Regions from separate parts of the Mus musculus genome. Here all the other regions are linked to region 1. Evidence: chromatin loops called from intact Hi-C (ENCODE). Cell type or tissue: left cerebral cortex. All regions are shown on one strand.

Region 1 (8,000 bases):
GGTATATTGTTGTGCTATCTGAGATAAGACTATATTCAGAATAAACCAAACAACTAAGCCTTTTCCATACTGTCAAGATACCAGCTGCTCCTATATTGATGTAAAGGCATGATGTTGTTCCTGTTAAAATCCCTGCAGGGTTTTTTAAGTGAAATTTGACAATGGATTGAAAACATTGTGTGGGAGTATAAAGGACTGAGAATGGCCAGCAGCTTAAAGAGAACCACGAGATGGCCTTTACCGTCAGATAACAAGACTCACTAAAATGAGGCAGTATGGAGAGGGTGAGTCCTGGGTCAGTGAGTAAAGAGACCTGAAACAGAGTAAGCATCAGGGCCCAGGAGTCTCTAGAGAAACATCCACATACATACAAACTCTGGGTTATTTTTCAAGATGAAATTATAGGGGAGTTAGGAAAGGTCCATCTCAAAACAGGATTCCCAGGATAGGTGGGCCACGATATCATTAAAAGCTGTGTTTATATCCCCCCCTTCAGAGTTCCCATGGTTCCCTTTAGTGTTTGTCTTAGTTAATGTTCTACTGCTGAGAACAGACACCATGGCCAAGGCAATTATTATCAGGGCAACATTTAATTTGGGCTGGCTTACAGGTTCAGAGGTTCAGCACATTATCATCAAGGCAGGAACATGGCAACATCCAGGCAGGCATGGTGCAGGAGAGGTTGAGAGTTCTACATCTTCATCTGAAGACTGCTAGCAGAATACCGGCTCCCAGGCATCGAGGATGAGGGTCTTAAAGCTCACACCCATAGTGACACACCTACTCCAACAAGGCCACACCTCCTAATAGTGCCACTCCCTGGGCCAAGCATATACAAAAAAACCATCACAGTGTTCGCCCTTTTTTTCTTCTATGACAACAATGTAGATCCTGGCAGTCCGCTCTCAGCATCCTTCACCCAAGCACAGAGAGATCTAAAACTTAATGTAGAGACTGGCTCTTGGCCATGAAAGAAAAGAGCTTTCCTTCACCAAGGTCACCAAGGTTGTCTTAATGAGCAGCCAACTTAGCCCAAGGCCAACCTGAGAAGCCAAAAGATGATTTTAACATTGTTTAATCCCATGGTTTTCTAGGGAAAAAGAAGAGAGGGGAAGTATTGGAAAACCAGTGTATAAATACTTCAAGGAGAGAGCAGCTTTAAATAACTACCAATACCTGGTATATTTAAAGAGTGGCATTAACCCTGTGTTATGTCAACAATAGAGGGAGAACCTCTCTCGTAGACTGTACCTTCCCCCCTCTCTTGCTGTTTTCATTTTGGCCTAGGCTAGCCTGGAATTCACTATTGCAGTCCAGGCTGGCCTCAACTTATGCTGAGCCATCACACCAAACAATCTCCTATTTCCAATGTTCACTGTTTTCTTTTAGGCCTCAAACATTCATTTTTGATTTTTTAAAAGAATTTCAGACTTTAGAAAAATGCAAAAATGGTATGCTATTTTAGTATACAGTTCATCATAATTGCCCAAATGTTTATATATATTTTTTCTTTACTTAGCCAGGCATAGTGGTGCACATCTTTAACACCAGTACTCAGGAGGCAGAGGCAGGAGGATCTCTGTGGGTTTTAGATTGCCCTGGTTTACATAGTCTCAGGCTAGTCAGGGCTACACACAATAAAGCCCCATCTTTAAATTAAAAAAGAAAATCAAGCCAGGTGGTAGTGATGGCACACACCTTAGATTCCAGCACCCAGAAGTATCTCTGTGAGTTTGTAGCCATCTTGTTTTACAGAGAGAGAGAGAGAGAGAGAGAGAGAGAGAGAGAGAGAGAGAGAGAGAGAGAGAAAGAGAAAGAGAGAGAAAGAGAGAGAAAGAGAGAGAGTTAGAGTTCCAGGACACCAAGGAGTACATAGTGAAATCCTGTCTGGAAAAACCAATTGTATGCATGTGTGTGTGTGTGTGTGTATGTGTATGTATATTAATTTTTAAGATATGAAAGTGATTCCTTTTTTCTCTTTTCCTTATACTTTCTCACAAATTTTGAGACTAGAAACCTCAATATGCATTTCTAAAAACAATGACATTTTTTGACTATCCAAGGACCTCTCCCTGAAATCAGCAAAGACATGCCAGCACAGTTACAAGCACAGATTATAGTGGTGGGGGTTGGGGGAACAAACACAGGGTGACTCATTGAAGTGTGATGCATGGCTAAAAGCAGAACTAGAACTCAGAAGGCAGAGGCAGGTGGATTTCTGTGAGTCCAGGCCAGCCTGGTCTACACAGTGAGACCCTATCTCAATGAATACATAATTAAATACGTTTATAAAGGAGTCACTACTGAAAATGGGAATAGGGTAGTGAACTAAGGAGAGCAGCCAGTCAAAAAGAACTGGGCCATAAGGCCTGTGAGTCTTTGCAGGTCGCTTACAAAGCACTGGCCTCTCTGGTGTAATATCCTGTGTCTTCTCACACATTCTCTGCTTGTTATATGTAGCCCAGGTGGGCAAGAGTTTCCAGTCCTTCTCTGACAATAGGCTTTGTTCATTTTCATATTTTGCTTTCTTCTTTTTAAAACTTGAAAAGATGTATTTCCTTTTATGTGGATGGGTGTTTTGCCTACACATGTGTGCAGTTCCCAGAGAGGGATGTAATCTACATGCCTTTTCAAATTTTACCAGTTGTCGCAGAACTATCATTTTTAAGACTGGGGTTGATGATATAGGAGACTGGTAGAGTGCTTTCCTGGTATGCCCGTGGCTCTGTGTTCTCTCCAGCAATGTAGAAAAACATAAATGAAAAATTAAAAACATATGCTCTGAGGCTGCAGTTTGGGTAAATAACCTTCCAGGGAGAGGCATCTTTCTATGTTCTCAGCATGTGCAAAGAGAATTTGAGCCTCACTCTTTTCAGGAAAAGGAACTGAAAACTTTTATCACCTGACCAAAAAGATCTCACGTCAGGTTTCACTGGTCCTCGAAATCTGTTATCAGAGCAGATTGTGTCTCTTCTGGGCAGGACGATTGCCTGGCGCTTTTCCCCCAATTCCTTATCAGGCTAACAGAATCCATGTTGAAAATAACCTGGAAGATGCTATCATCTCCATTGCGCACATAATTTAAAATGCGTTTCTATCTCTATTTAAAAGCAAGCAAAGAAGAACAGGTTTTCAAGGATGTACTCCTTACCTCACCCCAAGCTATGCTCCTGTTGTAAAAGAGTAACTAAGGGCCAAAGGGTGACAGCTTAAATAAATGTCTATCAGAAGAGCTGGGTAAGTGACCAATCAAGAGAAAGAGGGGGAGAGGAAGGGGGCGAGGAGGGAAGGGGAGAGGAGGGAGAGGGAGATGGGAATGGAAGGGAGGGGGAGGGAGAGGGGTGGGGAGAGCGAAAGGAAAAGCACCAATTATGTGTGCTCCAAACTAAAATAGGCCTAAGCCACAGAAAGTAGTTACAGAAAAAACTGAACTTGGAAAAAATTGAGGTTAAAAGAGAGAGAGAATTTTGAAGTGTATCCTTTGGCCTGTTTGATTTTTTAAGTTCATCTGAATAAGTACGTCGGGTAGGAGATTCCATAAACAGAAGACAGAAGTGCCATAGATGGGATACACAGACACTGACCAAACATCTCAACCAAGAGCAGGTTACACATTCATGGTTGCACACTGAGGTTTACAGCCATTACTCTCTTGTTAAGGTCTAAGAACCGCCTGTGTATTTATTCCAAGCAAGGATTTTCTTCAGCTTGGCAGAGGATACAGAAAGCTGACCCCCGTCATTTACACACTTCAGAATCACAAGTATCCCACAACCCCAAACTGCAGCATCGGAGGTGTGCGCGGAGGAGCTGGAGCGCAGGCGCGACAATATGAGCCGGACCCTTGTCCCTTCTTGCCTGAGATCTACAGCACCTGGCGTCCCCGCATCCCTGCCCGTGCCTGCTGGGACCCTGCGCAAGGCCGCACACACTGGCTGTGCTTCCGCCCGCTGGCGCCGCCTCGGGGCTGCTCCGTGACGTCAGGGCTGAGCGAGGGGCGCCCCCGCCCGCCGCTCGCCCCCGGGTACTGCACCCCGCCTGCCCTTCATAAGAGCCAGGCCTGCGCCCACCGCGCCACAGCTGCTCTGCGGAGCCCGCACCCGCCGAGCTCCTCCTACACTCAGCTGGCGAGAGGCACCATGCAGCCGGCTATGCTCCTCGGCCTCCTGGGCGCAGCGGCTCTGGCCGGTGAGTGGGATTTCAGCACCCCGGACAGCTCCTAGAGCTGGCGGCACTGGGTTTCACCCTCTATCTCGCCTCTCCTCTTCCCTGTATCCCTTGCCTTGCCTGGCCTGGCTTTGAGTAGGAGAAGCAAGAGCTGTCCAGCTTTTTCCTCCTTTCCCCGCCGGGGCTGTGCAGCCCTTGGAAGCAAAGCCGCATTCTGTGTTCTCTGCAGAGATGTCAGGCTCTATACAGAGCTAGAGAGAGCCTTTGTAGCCTGACTCTCCGTGTGACTTTTCACAGCCCCGTGACCGCAGAGGGGTGGGAATGCACGCAGTTGGCCCCTGCAGAGTTTCCTCTATTATTATAAAGGCACTGAGTTAGAACTAAATCTGAGTGCATTTAAGGCATTTCCCTCAGCGTGTCATATATGTGTGTGCAGGTCTTCGTGTGTCTGTTTACAGGGTTAACATATTTACACTTTGTATTTATGTTTCTAAAGAGAGGTAATTCACATGTTAATTTATGAATGGAAGCTGTACTAGATATTTCTTTCCTTTTGTGCTCCAGAAATAAAAATAACAAGACTGTGTTACACCCATGAAATTATCTTTGGAGTAGCAAAATAAATGTTTTAGTCAATTTTGAAGAATGAAAGCAGAAGTAGTTAATATTTGACGGTTGTGTGTGGATGAGTGCGTTGCTAAGTCTCAAACTACTCTAAATTTACTCAATGGTCTCCAATAGCCTGAAAGATGTGTTTGTGTTGGGAGACTGAAAAATAAGTATAACACCAAATTACACTAGCAGCTCTTTGTCTCTGTGAATGTCCTCGGAAAAGTGTTTTGTTCTGAGACTGAGATTTCTAACTAGAATTGAGATATCCATATGTCTATATGAAATATATAGATGTATATATATATATATAATATATATATATATATGCCTTTGATTGACAGGAATCTCTCATCCAATGTTTGACAAAATGAAAGCCAATGGTAATTTATGTTATTGCATTCATAATGTTCTTATTTTTAAAAATCATTTTTATAAATAACTATTTTTTATAAATATCATATTCTTAATTTGATAAAAGGAAACAAACTGAACAACTTAGAAATTTTCAAGTCCAAAGTATTTCGGAAAGATATTGCTGAACAGGACACAATGATACATTGTACACAATGTACATTCTGTTCTAGATTACAAAACAGTAAGCCTTTTGTAAATCGTTTAACTGGTTAATTAAACTTTTTGGTGGTGGTTAAACATTTCATACCTCTTATGAAGGAATATTTAGTAGTAAAATACCGAAGCTATGCAAATCTCTTCTGTTTTAGGCAACTACTCACTCATCGTGCAGCCTACTGCTTCACTTTGACTATAACCATCTCCACTACCAATTTTAGGGCATGGTCATCACCCCAGAAACACACCATGTATCTTAGCACTCACCTCCTCATTTCCACCTCCCCAAATCTGGCAATGAGGGGATTCCAGTAGTTTGTTACTTAGTAAAATCATGGTTGAGACCCCAGGAAGTCATCTGGTTAATTTTCTACCATTTCGAGCTTCTTGAAGGAGATCCACAACTGTCTGTGTAAGTACTGTGCACCTTAAAAATTAATATGAATAAACCAAATCCATATCCATATCACATAAAAGATAAAGGTATTTTTGCTATGCAGATCCTGTTTGACTCGCAAGTTTGGTGGAATTTGGGGTGCCCATGGTTTACCAGCAAAAGAACATGCTGAGCCTACTTTGCAGCTGTGATTTTCACATGAATCAAACCTTCATAGTCTTATGGATGCTGATGCTTCAAGAGCTATTCTCAGATTTGCTATTTGATTTTTTTTTGTCATTTGATTATTTTACTTTTCCATAAGCATTAAATGTATTTCTTATTTGCTACAGAAATAAGCTAAACCAGTTTTGGGTACCTAATACATCTTTAGTCATTTCTTTGCTCTCACAGATTCTATTGGAAGAAATACATATTACTTAGCACTCTCACCAAGGCTCACAACGCAGCTCCATAAGCAAACCCTAGTTCCTTTCGATTAAGAAGAGTCTGAGGAGTCTCCCTTGGGAAAACGAGGATGCTCTATACTAGTAATTTGTAAACTGCTAATTGTCTAGGACAATGAGACATCCCTTGTCCATCAACTCTGACAAGGGTTAATAGTTTGGCAGTCTGGGTAGTTAAAGTACCCAGTTTATATTGGGAAAGAACAACAGGCAGAACTATATATGTGGATCTGCACTGCTACAGAAGGTCTGGAAAGTTGAACTTGGAAAGGGTGACTTCTCAGTCATTATGGGAGTAATTCTTCCATAGTTATTCTTTCCAGAGGATTTCACAGATTTGAGGTGGAAAAAGAGACTCGCCAAAGTGAGCGTGTTCTCAAAATAGCAGACATTGGACCATGAAAGACTGGCCCTAGGCCGGGGCTCGGTCAGGGAGTGATCACCTGCCATGTGTGAGGATCTGGGCTCAGTCTGCAGCACTAAAGAAAAGGAAAAACCACAGAACCTCCAGAGCCAGGCATAAGAACCCCGTTGGCCAGTCAGGTTTTGTTTGACCTGTCTCTGAGGAAGAACCGGAGTCTTTCTTCATAGCTTATCAAGCACTTTTTAAACATTTTTAAGTGACCCTAATAAACCTGGGTAACAGTGGGACCCTGAAAACAATTGGGGTAGATGTTTAGTAAAGTAAGCAAATGAGAGACATTCGCTCCAAGTCGCATGTATTTTTTTCCTCTGGGTTGACAGGCAGTGGGTTAGGTAGGGTGAGTAGGTGTTTGAACAGGCTTGGTTTGGAAGGAAGGTTAGGGTGCTCGTTATAAATAAATAGCTTTTGAGTAGCTTTAGTGTCTGATGCTCGAGAATTTTGCTCTTGCCCCAGCTAGGTCTTCTATTCTGGGGACCAAGGGAATCGCTCCTCTTTAAGTTTTTTTTTTTCCTAGCATAATGATTGTTTGTAGAGATAAGAGTGTTTGTAAAGGCTTTGAGCTTCTCTAGCAGAAAGGATTAAACAAAGGGAAAGCGAAAGGTAAAATAACAAAAGCAGCAATCATTGGGAGAAGGAAGATGTGGCACCGGCAAATGCTGGTCACCAGGTTATTTTCTGACCAACAAAGACACTCCAAATGCTGATTAAGGCAGGGACAGAGTCTCATAAAATCTTGAGCATTAATTTTTCCTTTGAAACATACTGTCATATACCAGTTGTTAAATGCCATCTTGGATATCCTGACCGTAACAATGTGCTGGAGAACTTGATACTTCTAGGTGTTTATACAATTGTAAACAACTCATAAAACCATCACAGTGAAAGCAGATCATGTAAGCAAAGGTCTTGTGTGAGTAATGATCTAATATCCATGGGTTTGGTAGTTGTTATTGTTGAGAGTTTTGTTGTTGTTATTTTTGTGTTTTGGAGGTTTTTTGCTTTTCTTTGTTAGTTGTTGCAGTTGTTGTTTGTTTGTTTTTGAGATAGGGTCTCTCTATGCAGTCCTGGAAGTCAGGGAGACAAAGCTGGTCTCGAATTCACTCACACCCCTGCTTCTGCCTTCTGAGTGCTGTGATTAAAGATGTGCACCACCACACCTGACTTTTAGTACCCGTGGTTTTTTTATAAGGGAGGAGATTTTCTTGGGAACTGGAGTAGTAGAGAGAGCCACAGATCTATAACCACTTGGTATAGACAGAGGGAAAGAACTGCAGAGGGCACCTGATTCTGCTTCCATTAAAAAAAATTACAATTGCACAGAATGTAGGAAACTGCAGAGTGAGTGCACAGCTTAAGACACTTTTCACAAATATAGGACGGCTGT
Region 2 (8,000 bases), 200 kb before region 1:
TCCTAGTGCCTTTTCTCCCAACTTTTTGCCTTCCTTTATCTTTAAAAAAAAAAGTAACTTTGATAGTAAGGAATAAAGGGATACAACTAAAAATAAAACATTCAAGTAGTCATTTCAAACTCCTTATATACAATTGATTGCACTAAGTATCTATTAAGGCTCATGGTTTTGTTACATATTTCCCAAAAATCAAAGACTACATGGACCAGAAAATTGCAAAGCAGATGTGTCCAAACTTTATTTTTAGGGAGTCAAGATTCTCTTGGCACATACTTTCTCTTCTGATAAGCAGCTGTGCTAAGTCACCATTATCTTTCTTAGCCAGGCCCAGGTGAGGGTGAAAGGAAAAGAGTCCACAGACAGAGAAAAGGCTTAAGTGGAGACTTCGACTTGAGTCAGAAAAGCAACAGGACCCTTTCAGCTCCACTACAGAAACTAGCTTTGTTTAGCAACAAGGTTCCGAGTCTATTTCTAATATATAATGTAACTGGCTACCCACACAAATCCTCTCAAAATTTAGTCTTCTCAGTTTTATAGGACCAGCATATTAAAATTCTTTAAATTTAGTCTCAACTACAAACTATTACAAAAAACTTGACCTGATGTTCTTATGGCCACAGCATTCTTTCTAGTTATCAATATCATTCAAAAATCACACAGCTGCTCTGGCTTCTACTCTCTTCTGACACATGAAGGAAAACATTCGTCTTCACTTTGCAGATTTTCAGAAATCCACACTTCTTAACACTGAAATCCTTTGCCTTTTTAGTCATATTTTCTAATTTTTCTTCCCTACCTTCAGACTTAGCCAAATATATTTACCACAACCTACCTTAAATAACTAAGAGATGACAGGAAATTACTTTTAAAATACATATATAGGCACAGACACATATATTTCAAGATAGTTACTAAGTCTAAACTAAGAACACATTCTTTATACTGTGATACATTTTTATATAACTACTCAAATAATTATCCAAAAAAAAAAAAAAAAAAAAAAAAAAAAAAACCCTTTGTGCAGGAATGTCCGGGCTCTAAAAGAATACCAATCACACTTTTATTCAGCATCATGCCCCCTTAATTTACCAGCTACATTTCATTTTATTTATGAATACGGATGATAGAATCTAGTGGGCAGAGGCCAATGGTATTGCTAACATCATATGGTGACTGAGGAGTCCCCCATAAATAATTGGTCTGAGGTTCAAAAACCTGATCTATAACACCTAGAGAAGGCTGGTAAGTAATGCTTAATACCTACTAACTATGGAGCCACTGTCACATGTACATCAATTAGAAGATGTAATAGTGAAATGTTATTTTATAAATGTGTAAAATGCTGAATGTTGTTTTATAAATGTACAGTATCATATTTACATATATGTAAAACAAAATTAATAATGTCATATAATGTTTCATTTGGACAAACAGTATCGTATATGGCAACTCTACCGTTTTTGGTTAAAAACTCCAAGACTGTACAAGAAAAAAAAAACGTGTTCATGAGCAAAATAATTTATTTATAAGATACCTTATTTGATTTTGTGTCTAAGAGTAAGCAAGATCTATTCATGTGTATACATCCTGTGGTTGTTCTAGAATTGTTAAAAAAAAATCTTATATAAAAGTTGTAGATTAAGCCGGGCGTGGTGGCGCATGTCTTTAATCCCAGCACTCGGGAGGCAGAGGCAGGTGGATTTCTGAGCTCGAGGCCAGCCTGGTCTACAAAGTGAGTTCCAGGACAGCCAGGGCTATACAGAGAAACCCTGTCTTGAAAAAAAAAAAAAGTTGTAGATTATCTGAATATTCAATAGTTCTTTTAGAATAGCTGACAAAACCCTGAGCATACAAGCACTTTCTAATGAGTAAAATGGTTCATTGAGATACTGCAACCTTCCATTTAACAGACCCAAATCTAACCAAAAAAGCTTTAAAGTTACTGAATGAATTTAAATGTTGTTTTGTTTCTTGAGACAGGGTTTCTCTTTGTAGCCCTGGCTGAATCTATAGACCAAGCTAGTCTCAAACTCAGAGATCTGCTTGCGTTAGCCTCTGAGATTAGAGGTGCCCACCACTACTATCCAGCACACTGAAATAATTTTAAGAGACAGACTAAACCCATAACTCAGCAACTGACTGAATAACCAACTTCAATTTCTCTTTGTGTTTTAAGAGAGAAAAGGGGAAAGGGAGGGAGGACCAAGGTACACACATGACGGTCAGAGGCAACTTGCAGGAGTTGGTTCTCTCCTCCCATGAACGGTCCTGGGGATCACACAGGCTCTCAGCAGTGAGGCCCTCAGGCCTCTCAGCAAGCTTCCTTTTCTGGTGAGTCTAACCAGCCTATAAATCTTACACTGTAATCTGAACTTTCACCCAGTGTTTACAATTCTAAACTAAGGTCAAGCTCATCTACAAGACTTCAGAATTGGTATTCAGCTAACTACTCGTTGGCTATAACCAATTCAATCAAATGTAAGTGATGTCACATGTAATTATTTCCATGTACTCACACTAACAGTGAGTACAAATTTAGCTCTAAACATCTACTTCATTAGACAACCAGGAACAGTCTGGATATTTAATAAAAGAGAAAACAGCCAAGTTTTCTATCTCTACAGTTGCGAGATCGCGCTGACAACTCAGCAGTAACAGCTGCAGCTGGTGCACTACACAGAGACAAACACATGGAAACACAGAACAGTCCAGGAGACAAGTGCCATCGTCCACTTGAATTGTCAAAAGTCAGCAATCTAGTTCAATTCTCACCCCTCAAAAACTGTAGCACCATACCAAGCAAACCTGGGAAGGCGCTGTGCTGGCAGCTCACTTGACCATGGACAGAGGCCAAAATTTTGGTGCAGGACAGCTTCAGCACCCAACCGCCTCCAAAACAGCAGTAACAGTGTTTTAGAAAGTACCTGTTCTACTGAGGATCTCAAAGTTTACATCTACCTTTATTCTTCTGCTAAACAAACAAAAATATCCCAACTTGGATGAAGGAGGTCTTTCAGATACACATAAAAGGTAAGAGTAAAAACTGCTAGTAACTGCACACCCGGCTGAGACAGATAACCAGCTCACCTACCGCCTCACTACGGAGTTTGTTGTTTTGGCTTTGGTAATTCCTTTCCCAATGCAATTCCCAATTTGTACTACCTAAAGATATATACTACACAGCACGTTTAGGTAAATTTGAGCTGTTAATTTAATTTGCTTACTTATTTTTGAGGCTGGATCTCACTTCAACGCCCTGGCTGTTTTTTTGGTTTTTTTTGTTTTTTGTTTTTTTGTTTAAAAAAAAAGTGTGCATTGCAGCCTGTGTCTGGCCCATTTGAAGTTTGTTAAAAGACTCAAGGAGTTTTTAAATGTCACCCACCATAACTTACTGACATCAAAACTTTTCACAGTTCCTCCTGACAAAAAAGTTTATTCTTTTTTGCTGAATGTTTTCAACTGTGGACCTAGCTAGTTTCAGACCTAGCTGGTTTATCAGCTTGAGAAACATACTGGAAATTTAAGCTAACCCCAAAGGGACAGAAACATTTAGCTTACAGCTGAACTGAAAGTGGGTATTTTTAGCTAAAGCACATATTTCTGGCCAAAAAAGAACATCTGTGTTTTCCTTTAAAACTTTTCAAAGAAAAAAAAAGCTGTTTCTAATTCTCCTCGATTCTAGCAGATTCTCAGAATATCCTATAATTAAGAAGCAGGTTAAGTGACCACACTGATGTCTGCCCGTGTTAGTGGGGGGATCACTATGGCCCCATTTCTCAGACCTCCATATACTTTCAGCTAATATTTTAATCAAACATATGCAGACAAGAATGGGTTTTTCATTAAGCAAAGGCATTAGCCTTTGGACAGTCCTTAAGCCAAATTAACATCTCATCATCTTTAGACATGCAGTGGGATTTTTTACAAATGCTTTTCATTTCGTGTTGATATCATTTTCATATGCATTTATTACACGTTTTTATTATATACAAATAGTTGACTCACCCACCAACTTTTTATACACACCAAATATTATTCAGTTTTCTTGTGTTTACCAGTTCTCCGGGTGCAAATTTCCTGTATCTCTCTTTACAGATTTAAATTTTGTTTAGAACACTGATTTCCCCTAGTATGTAAGCCACTGCATGGGGTTTACCAGTTTTATTTTGTGCTGTGTGTTTCTAGAACACTGAGCAATTTGGGAGAGAGGGGAGGCTGACAGCTTGTATTTATTCTTTTCCTTATTGTGTTAGAAATGTAGCAGGCAGCAGCTTGAAGGGCAGAGTTAAGTGGGCAGGAGACCCAGAGTGGCAGGGGACAGGAGTATAAGAGGGGACTCTAGACCCGACCATGCTTGCTGCTTGCAGAGTCAGAGAATCGCTAGAAACCGGCAAACTCCAGGCTTCCAAGCCCTCGGGCTTCTGGCCGGACCCGGCAGATGAAGCAGCACGGGGCAGCCACTGCCTCCAAGCCGGCGACGCCAAGGGGACCGCAGCCCTAAAACGTCACCGAGGGCACGGACGAGGAGCTACACAAAGCCCTGGGTTCCCCCCGCCCGGCTGTACTGTCACCCGGAGTTTCTTTCGCGGGCACTAATTTCTAGGCACTTTGGGGAAAGAAGCAGCTGTCAAAACCGCGCGAGTCACCAGTGCGGGCGCGAGGTGACTGAGGGGGCGCGGAGGAAGGGAGGCACCGAGGGCTTGGGCTCCAGCTCCGCCGTTTTCTTTGTTCCCCTATTCTCCGCCCGGGATTTCCGTGGCTGTCCTGGGTCACGCCGCTCAGTGGGACCGCAGCCGCGCGTGGCAGCCGGGGTTCCAGCCGCACCGCGGCTCCGGAACACCAGGCCGCCCGCCCGCCCGCCCCTCCGCGTGAGCGCCCGCCCGCACCGCCGGCCCCCCTCACCTGCCGCTCCGGGCCGCGCCGAGAGCCTGGGCCGCGGCCGACGGAGCCGAGCGTCAGCGCCTCGCCAGCGCTCCCTTAGGTGGCCCGAGGAAGCAAGGAGCCCAGTTACAGCCGCCTCTCAAACCGGTTTCAGCTGCCCTAGACTAAACTGCCAGCCCACCCCGCGGGGCGGGGTCGAAGGGCGGCGGGGCGGGGCCTGACGTCACGCCCGGTCCGGTCCTGGCCAATCGGCGGCCGCGCGCCGGGGGGCGGGCTGCGTGTTCCTGGAAGGGCTGCCCAGAGACCTGAGGTGGCCCGACAGCCTTAGCCCATCTGGCTGGGGTCAGCTGAGGTACTGAAGGTCAAGGTGGTGCGCCTGTAATCCCAGTGTTGGGGAGGTTGAGCCAGGCAAGTAGACTCGAGTTCGAGGCCAGCCAAGGCTATAAAGTGAGATCCTGTCTCAAAAAAGAGAGCTGAGGGAGCCTGATGTTTTCTGGAAACTGCATTCCTTAGGAAACAATCACAGACTAAATCCTTAAAGCTAAAACAAGGAGCTCAGAACAGCTCAGTGGATAAAGGCATTGACCACATTTGAAGATCTGAGTTCACCCACTGGAATCTACATGGTGAGAGAGACCAGACTCCTGTTGACTTCTAGAAGCCTGCTGTCACAAACCCCAAATAAATAAAATAAGTCAATAAATAAATAAAACCAAACTAGAGTTGTTCTTTGCTTTCTAAAACTACCCTTCCTCTTCTTCCTCCTCCTCCCCTCTCTCCTCTTCCTCTTCCTCCTCTTCTATCTCTGTGTGTGCCTCCAACCCTAAATCAGCCCAAGATCAACCACTAGGTAACTTCTAACACAACATTATGTAATCGGGTTTCACTTCAATTGAGATAGTGAGCATCAAGCAGAATCACCTTTTCGTATTGAAGGTCCACTGCTCTACATCTGCTAATTGCTCGCTGTGACTTCATTTCTCTGCTGTTAGTCATACTTAAGTGGTGTTTTTCAAGAGTCTACTTCCTTTGAATGTTTTTAGTATATCTCATCATTTAGTCAAACTACCATTTGTGCAATATTTATGGTTCGGGATGGTAGATCTAACTCATGCCCCTCCCTAAATCCTCTTAAAATATCAAAAGATCTGCACCTGATACAGATCTGTAATCCTAGAATCTCAGAGGTTAAATCAAGGTTGATATGAGTTGGAGGCTTGCCTGCCTGCGTAATGGGTACTAGACCAGCAACAGCTTACATTACAAGACATTGTCTCAAAACAACAATAAAAGTATGGTTGACCCAACGTATCCTTGAGTTCCACATTGGCAGATTCAAGCAATCACAGGCGAGAAATGGGGGGAAAAATGTATTCGTATTAACATATAAACGAGGGGGAGAGGGATTTAAAAATAAAGGCATATGCTGGGTGGGAAAGATAGCTCAGTAGTTAAGAGTGCTTATTCTTGCAGAAGACCTGGAATTGGTTCCCAGCACCCACATGGCAGCTCACAACTTTCCATAATTTCAGTGTAGGGACTTCAATGTCCTGTTCTGTCCCCGAAGGGCACCAGTCCCATATGTGGTGCATACATACATACACATACATACATACCACACATACATACAAAATAAACTTAAAATAACCCCTAAAGTAAGGGGTATGCATTGCTTATATGAAGATAGTATATTAATCATATAAGAAACCTGAACATTTTGGAATCCTAGTTGAGCTCTGTAACCAACCCCCTACAGATTCTGGGAGATAACTTGAATCCACACTTGAAGGATGGCCTATGGCCAGAAACAGAGGTTTCTACAAGATAACTAGCTAGTAACAAGAGATGATTTACAAAGAAACCTGAATCCATGAAAGTCGAAAAGGGAAGTGTTTACTGTGCATGCCTAGAAACTCTGAGAGCAACCCCTCTATCAGTCGTGGGACTGGTTCTGCCACCACAGCTCCTAAAGGAGGGCTGGGCAAGCCGTGTGTCCCCTCCTCTGGCTCCTGCTCTGTACATGGGATGTTATGGGATGTTATGGTTCCTCGAACATATCGTTAATGAGGTTAATCTGAGAACTAACTTTATTATTACCAGAAGGGCACTGAGTATTTTAAACTTCACAGAAACCCTTAGCATGTGCCATCTCACTGGATTCTGAGACGTATTCTTGGTTGTCTGGGATAAGCACACGATCTCATTTTCTAAGTTTTTAAATGTGTTCATGGGAAAGGTTCCCAGTCTAAGAGCTCAGCCTAGATGTGTGTTCTGCCCGTTACTGCCTGTGACATTATGAATATAAATCTTCAGCAAATGACTCGTTACTACTAATGGACTTTGACAGAGAATTCCAGGGAGCCCACTTACTTTCTGAATTTTAAATTTCCAAGAGGTAAAGTTAGGCTGTTTGATGCTAAAACTGCTCCAGTTCCGGTTTACTGAAATTAGTTTTATTTGATTCAATTTCTCATATGCATTTTAACACAATTACTTAGCAGATGGTGCTTTTTAGGAAACAGCCCACTGGTTATCGCTCCCACCATTGCATATTGCTTTGTGGCCACGATGTTGCTGGATTTAATATTACAAGTCTGAACTTTTGTTACAAATAATGTTTCTTTGGAGGAGGGCGTGTAGCTTTTTTTTTTTTTCTCCCTTGGTAGTTGTAGCTATTATCAGCTTTGTTTCCTGCACATTTTTTCCTTAGAAGTACTATGGCTTAGATGAAAGGCCGATACGTGTCTTGTGTCCCACATTCTACTCTAGCTTCACCATCAGCATCTTTACCATTCTCGGTGATATCAGTTGTGTGGTTTGTATACCTTGTGGTAGCCCAAAGAGTCCTAAATCATAGCCTGGACTCTGTCGTGCACCATGTAGGTCACAGCCTCCTGAACTTCCACTTATGACCTCTCTCTACTTGAAAGCTTTACAAGGCCTTGAGTATATCGCTCTAGAAAAAAAAACGTGAGCACGTTCTGCCAACGTGTAGGGAGGTGAGGCGTCCTGCCGCATACTCCCACTAACCACAGAGCCACCCGCCCATGACTTTCCTCTAGGAAGGTCTGTATCCCCTTAAACTGTGAGCCACAATAAGTCCCTCCCTCCTAAATAAA
Region 3 (8,000 bases), 270 kb before region 1:
ACACGAGCTTTCTTTTTGTTTCGTCCTTTGCTACAGTTGTTCCACGGTAAACAACCAGGCCATTTGGAGCTGTTTTGTGTGAAGTATATTTCTGCCATACAGATATGTTGGCTCCCACAAAAAGATGGTTTCTCTTGATTTCATATAAGATGCAGTCAGAAACTCTGCTGTGAACATGACTGTGACTCATAAAATTGAGTTTGGGGAGGAGTGATCAATGACCAACAGTGGCCCATGCTACCACCCACAGGTGGCGTTCAAGCTCTATATGAGCTTCCTGTTCTCCTAAATCAGGTTGAGCATTCTCCTCTTCTCTGAAAGGCAGCATTGCTGCTGGTCCCCTGGGGCTGCTTATCTCCAGGGAAGCTCTAACATGGGATGCTTGGTCCCTCTCTGCTGAAGCTGCCCCAGGTATGCAGCTGGCCTGAGGCTAGAGGCATGTGCCATCACATTCATTTTTGGTGGTGCTGGGGTCAAACCCAGGGCCTCAGATATGCTAAGTATCACTTTACCAACTGAGCTACAAACCCAGCCTCCTATATTGATTTGACGACTGTACTTTGTATAATTAATGGGGTAGACAATGCTCCATCAAGACATCTTATGTCACCAGGTGAAATATCCAGTGTCAGGAATCGGTTACATGTAGTTGAGTTGTTGACTAAGGGGACCTCATAGAGCCTCCCAAACAACTCAAGCTATTGTCAAGGCTGTTAGTTACTCCTCACAAACTTACCATGAGATGTATTGCTGAAGACAACACATACCTCATCAAACACAAAAAACGCCAAGCTGGTCCCCAAGTAGAGGCTTCACTTTCTACTGACTAGGGTTCGTGGCACTGGTACTTTGAACATTGTCAGAGGAGAATGATATCCACTGACCCAACTACAAACCTACACAGTGACCTACCTAAAAGATAGTCTTAGTGCAACAGGAAACTATCCAACCACTAATTGTGAGGCTAACCAGCCACTCTGATTGGATTTAAAGCCCACTCAAGAAGATGGAGCCCATGTCTGACACTACTAGAGTGGCCAAGAACCTGAGATGGATAGATCGTGGTTCTGGTATTTCTGTTAAAGGAACATCGCAGTCAAAACGACTCCTAATATCATCCTGTTACAACCACAGATCACTCTCCTCACTCAGCCACCTTCATAGAAGCTGCTTCTTGCAGTAGATAGAACCTAACATGGAGACCCAAAACTGGACAACGTGTAGGGAGTGAGAGACTGGAGTGCCCAAGCCTAAATAGGATGTCTTCATCAAACCCCTTCCTTTAAGGCTCGGGGTTCTTTGTGGAAGAGAAGATAGAAAGATAAGAGCCAGAAAGGACGGAGGACACCAAGAAACAGTGGTTTTCAGACACAGCAGGACTGCACACCTATGAACTCAGAGAGACTGTGGCAGTACAAACTGAGCCTACACAGGTCCAAGCCAGACAGGGTGCCAGTACTGAGTGGCAGAAGTGGACACAGGTTCCCACCACTAACCAAGAAACTACCTGCAATTGATATCTACTTGCAAAGGAAAAATTAGTTTTCTCCAGTGGAGCATCACTGAGTGCACCCAGGTGGGCCCCATGCCAAGCGTAGTTGGCCAACACAAAACCAACTCAACGGTGTTTTCGGAGAAGCTTTTTCTTTTAACTCATTTTGCTAGGTTTGGGCTTTGGAGGTGGTTTTTGTTGTTTTTGTTTTTCTGTTTGTTTTATTGGTGTTTTGTTTGTTTCAATTTTTGGTTTTTTGTTTGTTTCTTGGGCTCTTTGTTTTTTAAAGAGACAAAGGGTGTGGAGTAGGGAGGTGGAACAGTAGGGAGAACCTGGGGGGAGTTGGGGGAGGAAAACTTAGAATGTGAAGAAATATGGAAAAAAATGTAATCTTAGGAAATACAAAGAAAATGCAAAACGGCAACAACAAACAACCTAGCCATTACCGCAGTGTGGGGAAGTCAGCCCTGTTCACCACAGCACTGGTGGAGGGCGGGGGGGGGGGGAGGGGGGAGCAGCCCTGTTCATGACAGCACTGGTGGAGGGCGGGGGGGGGGGGGGGGGGGAGGGGGGGGAGCAGCCCTGTTCATGACAGCACTGTGGGGAAGTCATCCCTGCTCTGTCTTTTGACCCATGAACAAAGGCTGTCTTTTCACTTACTTGAAATTTCTTTATTTGAATGCTGCTTTGTATTTTTTGCAGAATATAAATTTTATACTTTTAAAAAATGTATTCCTACATATTTTGCTTTCTGTGATTGCTATTTAAAAAAATAGAACCATTTTCTTAAATTGCTTTTGTTGATAGTATAGAGGAATGGTTATTTTTATATATTGAATTTACATTCTACAGTCTTGACAAGCCATCGTTTTTAGTGACATTTTCATAATTTTCTAGGCATAAGATGAAGTGTCCTGTCAATAACTGTAGTTTTATTTCCTCTTTTTCAGTTGGAATCCTTTTGTTTCTTCTTCTTGCCAACTTTCTTCCTAGAACGTCCAACTCACTGTTGAATAGAAATATCTCTCGAAGGTGGTATCCTCGTCTTCCTGTTCATCTGTGGGCTTTCATGGGTGTCCTCTATCGGCAGGAGGTGTGTTCTCTTTTTGGTCCTCCCTCAACAACTGTTTTCCTTATGAAGAGGCACTAGATTTATGTACCCCATACTTTTTCTGTGTCTATTGGGATGGCCATGTGTTTTTTAAACATTTATCTCATTAAGATGTGCCTTATTAATTTTCTGCATCGGTCTTGTTTTTGAGGTAGCCTGTCCCTGAGTCTAGCCCTTCACATCTTGATGCCTTAGGTTCCAAGGGTGAACCTCAAGTGTTAAGAGGATCTTAATCTTGTGCTGCTGCAAGATCCCTCTGCTATCTCTTTGTTGAAGAGTTTTGAATCTGTATTAGTAAGATGCGTTGGCCTGTGGTTTCCTGTTTGCGTCTTTATCTTTTGACACCAGGCTGAGCAGCAGCTGCGCCCTGGGCTTAAAGGCTCATCTTCTCTCCGTGTGTGTGTGGGGGGGGGGGGGGGCGGGGGGGCCCAGTCTTCAGAGTCAGGAAGTCCCTCTCACGTGGTCGAGTTCCAGAGACCAAGCTCCTGTCGCTTTAGATCCTGAGTGTTGTGGAGGGGCTCCACGGAGCAAGAACCTTCCAAGCCCTCACAGCCTGGAGCACCTCTGGGTCCGTTCAGTGGGAGCGTCTCCAGGAGAGCCCCTCCCTCCCGGGACTCACTTGAAGATGAGCAAACAGCACCAAGCCAGTGAAAACTGCTTCCACGGCTCTGAAGGGAGAGGAGAGGGGATTCCTTGTGCATGGCTTACATCCCCCGTGGGCAGCCATTCTAAAGCACTTGCTTAGACGTGGATAACTCACAGGCACTTCAGGGATGGGATGGAGGACATAAACTGGTGGGGTCACTTTGGCCTTTACCAGTGAAGTGGAGGCTGCAATTTCATAGCCAGACATCTTGACATGGGAACCCGAGGGGAAGGGGGAATCGTCCTCAGCGCAGCAAAGCTGAATGGAACCCAGCTGTACGTTAACGGGAGACATAAACGGCAAACTGTGCATTCATGGGGAAAAGAAACGGCAAAGTGTGCGTTAGCAGGAGAGACAAACTATGGTAGGAACAGTGTGAGAGACCAACGCCTTTGTAGCAGTAGAGATGTGCAAACCAAAAACAACTACATGTTTCGATGTAGCAAAGTCCCTGATAAGGGCTGGAGGGCCACACCCCTTAAAAGATGCACAAAATTGCCTGCACCAAGGCAAAACAAACAAACAAACAAAACAAAACAAACAAAAACTATAGGCAACATATGAAGAAGGGAAAGGATGGAGAATGGGAATTCGCCAGATAGGATTGCTGGGGATGGCAGGGGCGGAAAAAGACTGGAAGAAATAGCCGTGGGGTCTGTATGAGGAGGTGTGTACAGCTGGGCTGGGCACTGTCACAGCGCTGTCATAGTGCCCAGCCTAGCCCAGCTGTCCCTTGCATCATTTGCACAATTTATGTGTTCTTTCAGGTACAGAAAACAATGTTTGATACCTCGATTTTAGGTATCATGAGAGCCTGGGCTATAGCTCTTCTCCCTTCCTCCAGATCCCTTCATGCTAAAAACAGATTTAAACAAAACCCCGCTAAGAGCTAAGACAGCGAGAATGAGCCCCGGGGACTGTACAGAGAGAAGCCCAGAAGGAGAAACTATGCCAAGCAAGGCCTGCTGGGAAGCCACCAGAAAAGCCTCCCCTGGAGAGGGACAACATGACCCAGATTGCTGGAAAAAAAAACAAAAACAAAAAAAAAAAACAAAAAATAAAAAAACCCTACAGTCCAACCATCCTGAGATCTGTGTCCTCACAGAACGGAAGGAAGACAGCAGGGTACTTTGGCAAGGAGTTGGTAGAGCCGGCGACATGGCAGGTGTGAGGGGGTGGAGGACAGATCTCTGAGAGAACTTGGTCTTCTGAGAGCCTCTGGTGCAGATGGATGAGGAGGTGTGGCTGCTTCTTCCCCGCCCCCATGCCCTCCCCCTCAGGAGCAGGAGAGGTAAACCATGAGGATTGATGCATGTTGCCACCAGACCAACTTAAAGGGCTGGTTAGGTGACAAGCAGTCTCTGACTCTACAGTCACTGGTCACTCAGGCTGGGTCATGGCCGGCTACCTACCTGTAAACCAGCCAGGGGCTCCTGAGGCCACCTCCTCCACTCGGCCTGCATATATTTGTGGGCAGCAATGTCACTGGGACACAGCCCAGAACGGGGTGGGGGGTGGGGTCAGTCAGGGCACCCTTCACACGGTGGCTTCTATCTGAAATTATTTGGCTGTTCAACCCATGCAGATCTGCATGTGTGACAAGAAATAAAAATACCCAATAGCCGGAGCTGCTTCCCTGGTCTCCTTCTGCAGGAAGCATGAGTTTTTGTGTGCTGTGGGGCTCTGTGCCAGCACAGCCTCACAGCACATGGGGCCCGAGTACAGCTGGTCTTGGAGCTCGGCGACTTGGATACAGGAGTATATAGTCTCCCTCAGTAGCATCTCCACCTTTTGTCACTAACTGAAGCTGTTTGGATCTGAGTGTTCTGTGCTCCCAATTGCTGCTGCCCTAATGTCCTGGCTCAGGGCACGTTTCAAGCGACTCATTTTTCTTTGCCAACATCACCCAAGCCAGTGGCTCTGTTCTCACATCCGTCTCTACTCAGCACATCTACCCTTTGCCCTGCTGCCCTTGTCATCTTCTCCATCTATGAGCATAGCTGAAGGAAGAAACAGTGGCCGTAGAAAGTTCTAGCAAGCTGAGGGGCAACAAATCGCGATGCTAGTGGAAGAGTAAAACGGTAGCGATGTGGAAAGTTTTGGTGGCTTCTTTAAAAAATTAAACATGTGACTCCAGCCAGGGAAGCCTTGTCCACCATCATCAGAGGAGTCGCCTCCAGCAGCAGATGCAAACGGAGACCCACAACCAGACACTATGCAGAGAGCGAGGGACCTTGGGACACCCCGACCTCAGTGTGCTGCCTCCATCAAATCCCTCCCTGCACGGCTCAGGGATCCCTGTGGAAGGGGAGGCAGAAAGAGTGTTAGAGACAGAGGGCTGGAGGACACCAGGAAGACGAAGCCCTCTAAATCAACATGACCAAAGCTCACGTGAACTCACAGAGACCCAGGCGGCATGGCTTGCGCAGGGCCTGCCCGGTTTTGTGCCAGGGCGGAGCTCGTATATTATGGCTTCCGGTTTCGTGCTTTGTGCCATACCCGAGCATGCAAGCAAGCGAGTCTCTGTTCTTGTGCCTCCTCTTGGGCTCTTCCTTCTGTTTGTTTTGTCCAATTAATGTGGTTTTGTTTTTACCTTACTTTATTATGATCCCTTAGAAGTCCGTTTGTTTTCTAATGAGAGACAGAAAGGTAGTGGATTCGAACGGGAAGGGAGGGGGAGGAGCTGGGGGAGTAGAGAGAAGGAAAACCATGATCAAGATATGTGAGAAAAAATATTTCCAGTTTAAAAATTCATTAGAGTGTGAATATAAGGATAAATAAACCAAAAAAATAATGCACAATAATGGTAGGACCCATAACTAGAGTCTTGAGGATTTATGCACAGCACGCATGCGTGTCTCCAGTAGCCCTTCTCACCAGGCCAATGTGGAAAGCACCCAGATGTCCCTCGGGAGACTATTAAGAGCACTTAGAGGGCAGATGCATCACAGGTTCAGCAAAGCCCCTTTCCGTGGGGGAAGAGATGGGACGCTCTGAGGCTGGGAAAATCCTAACTTGAAGTTGACGCCCGCTTCTGCAATAACTCTCTAAACGCGCATTCGACACTTCTGAGCCGGGTGCAAGGATTTAAACGACGAGGGATTGTGGGGTTTTAATTCTTCACTTTATCAGTCACTTTATCTTCACTTTATCAGCTGCTAACTCTCATTGCTTCCTTTGGTTTCTGAAGAATTTGGCCTGCTGTTGGACAGGATTTAATGGCTGGCATACCTCACCACACTGCTGCAGCTACCTGGATGGGTAGACTAAAGATTAGAAGTGTTAGAAGCTCTGCGGGTTTAAATATGCTTGGCCCAGGGAATGGCACTATTAGGAAGTGTGGCCTTGTTGGAGGAAGTGTGTCACTGTGGAAGTGAGCTTTGAGACCCTTCCCCTAGTTGCCTGGGAGCCAGTATTCGGCTAGCGGCCTTCAGATGAAGATGGAGAACTCTCAGCTCCTTCTGCACCATGCCTGTCTGGGCGCTGCTATGCTCCGCCTTGATGATAATGGACTGAACTTCCAAACCTGTAAGCCAGCCCTAATTAAATTTTGTCCTTATGAGAGTTGCCTTCGTCATGGTGTCTGTTCACAGCGGTAAACAGAAGTCTTGCTGGAAATCCGTGCAAAAGCTGAGGTACACTGGTAAACAGATTACAGTGCTGCAGTGACCTGGTGCACATGGTGTCCACTAGGTGGCGCTCACGACTAAAATTTTATCGCTCCCCGCTCTTCTAAAATGGAATAACACCTCTTCACTGGAAATATGTTTTTGCAACTAGTACGATTATTTAGCTACCTATTGAGAATATCCCTTAAAATGGAATCAATGACAATTATGACCAGCAATTCATAAAAAATTCAAAACCAGGCATGGCTGCACATATCTGTAATCTCAGCATTTAGAGGATATGACCAGAGAACTGTAGCAAGGTCCTGGCCAGCTCAACTACATAAGGAGGCAGCCTGGAAAACCACCACCACCACCACCACCACAACAACAACGACAACAAAACCCCACGAAATCTGGCCATGGTGGCACATGGCTGTAGTCTCATTATTTGGGAGGCAGAGAGAGGGGCTCTCTGTGAGTTCCAGGCCAGCCAGAGCAACCTAGCAAGAAGCAATGACCAAGCCCGCTCAGTCAGTCAACAGGTTCTCCAGCTCAGGAGTGAGGATTGAAAAGAAAAAAGTAGACAATTCCAAGACAATTAAAAGGCAAATTTAACTTTCCCAATCCGCTTTTTTGTACCATTTAAATTACCTGCAAGTATTCAGGGCGAGCAGTACAATAAGGAACTAGCAAGGCAGTAAGTGAAGTCCCATGAATAGTCCTGTGACAGTTGTTTAAAAGGGCTTGTCAGAACAACCAAAATACTTGAGCCCACTTCGTTGTCCAAGCCCCAAATCTTGCCTGAAGCCTACTTCTCTATTACAGCCCAGTCAGATTCCTGCCTGAGCTTACGTCCTTGTCATGGCCAGTGTCAGATTCCTGCCAGAGCATTTCCTTGTCCTTGGCCAATGCCAGCACCCCAAAGGGCTCTCCACAAAGCAATTTCAAAACGACAACGGTTGGAGAGAGGGATCCATGATTAAGGACCTAGCTGCTCTTCCAGACCCAGGTTCAATCCCACCACTCACAGGCTGGCTAACAACCATCCGTAACTCCAGTTCCAATGTGGCCTTCTGGCCTCTGAGGGCACCAGGCATGAGTGTGGTTTGTATGCATACATGCAGGCAGGCACTCAGAGAG

Evidence for each region. Peaks named below come from ENCODE experiments on the same cell type or tissue, not always from the same donor. Only the 100,000 strongest peaks of a DNase experiment are listed, where the experiment ranks them.
Region 2: it touches region 1 in a loop (2.2-fold over the local background); 4 of 42 quality-filtered maps call a loop at or near these places.
Region 3: it touches region 1 in a loop (5-fold over the local background); 5 of 42 quality-filtered maps call a loop at or near these places.

What each region holds. Positions count from the first base shown.
Region 1 is chr2:132,777,595-132,785,594 of GRCm38, forward strand. It overlaps Chgb (chromogranin B), which reads left to right and starts at 4,048. Exons shown (of 5, transcript NM_007694.5): 1 at 4,048-4,188. The coding sequence starts at 4,140. In left cerebral cortex, a CTCF peak has its summit at 3,992; DNase peaks (open chromatin) are centred at 4,088 and 6,574; H3K4me3 peaks cover 4,159 bases; H3K27ac peaks cover 4,657 bases.
Region 2 is chr2:132,573,166-132,581,165 of GRCm38, forward strand. It overlaps Gpcpd1 (glycerophosphocholine phosphodiesterase 1), which reads right to left and starts at 5,083. Exons shown (of 20, transcript NM_028802.3): 1 at 4,903-5,083. In left cerebral cortex, CTCF peaks have their summits at 2,819 and 4,980; DNase peaks (open chromatin) are centred at 2,842, 3,709, 4,600, 5,088 and 1 more place; H3K4me3 peaks cover 5,309 bases; H3K27ac peaks cover 4,821 bases.
Region 3 is chr2:132,509,633-132,517,632 of GRCm38, forward strand. 1700026D11Rik (RIKEN cDNA 1700026D11 gene) reads left to right here. Exons shown (of 4, transcript NR_028286.1): 2 at 2,443-2,585. Among named protein-coding and RNA genes, the nearest start is that of 1700026D11Rik, 23 kb to the left of the region's middle. In left cerebral cortex, a CTCF peak has its summit at 6,946 (motif pointing right); DNase peaks (open chromatin) are centred at 3,227, 4,324, 4,944 and 6,955; H3K27ac peaks cover 2,696 bases.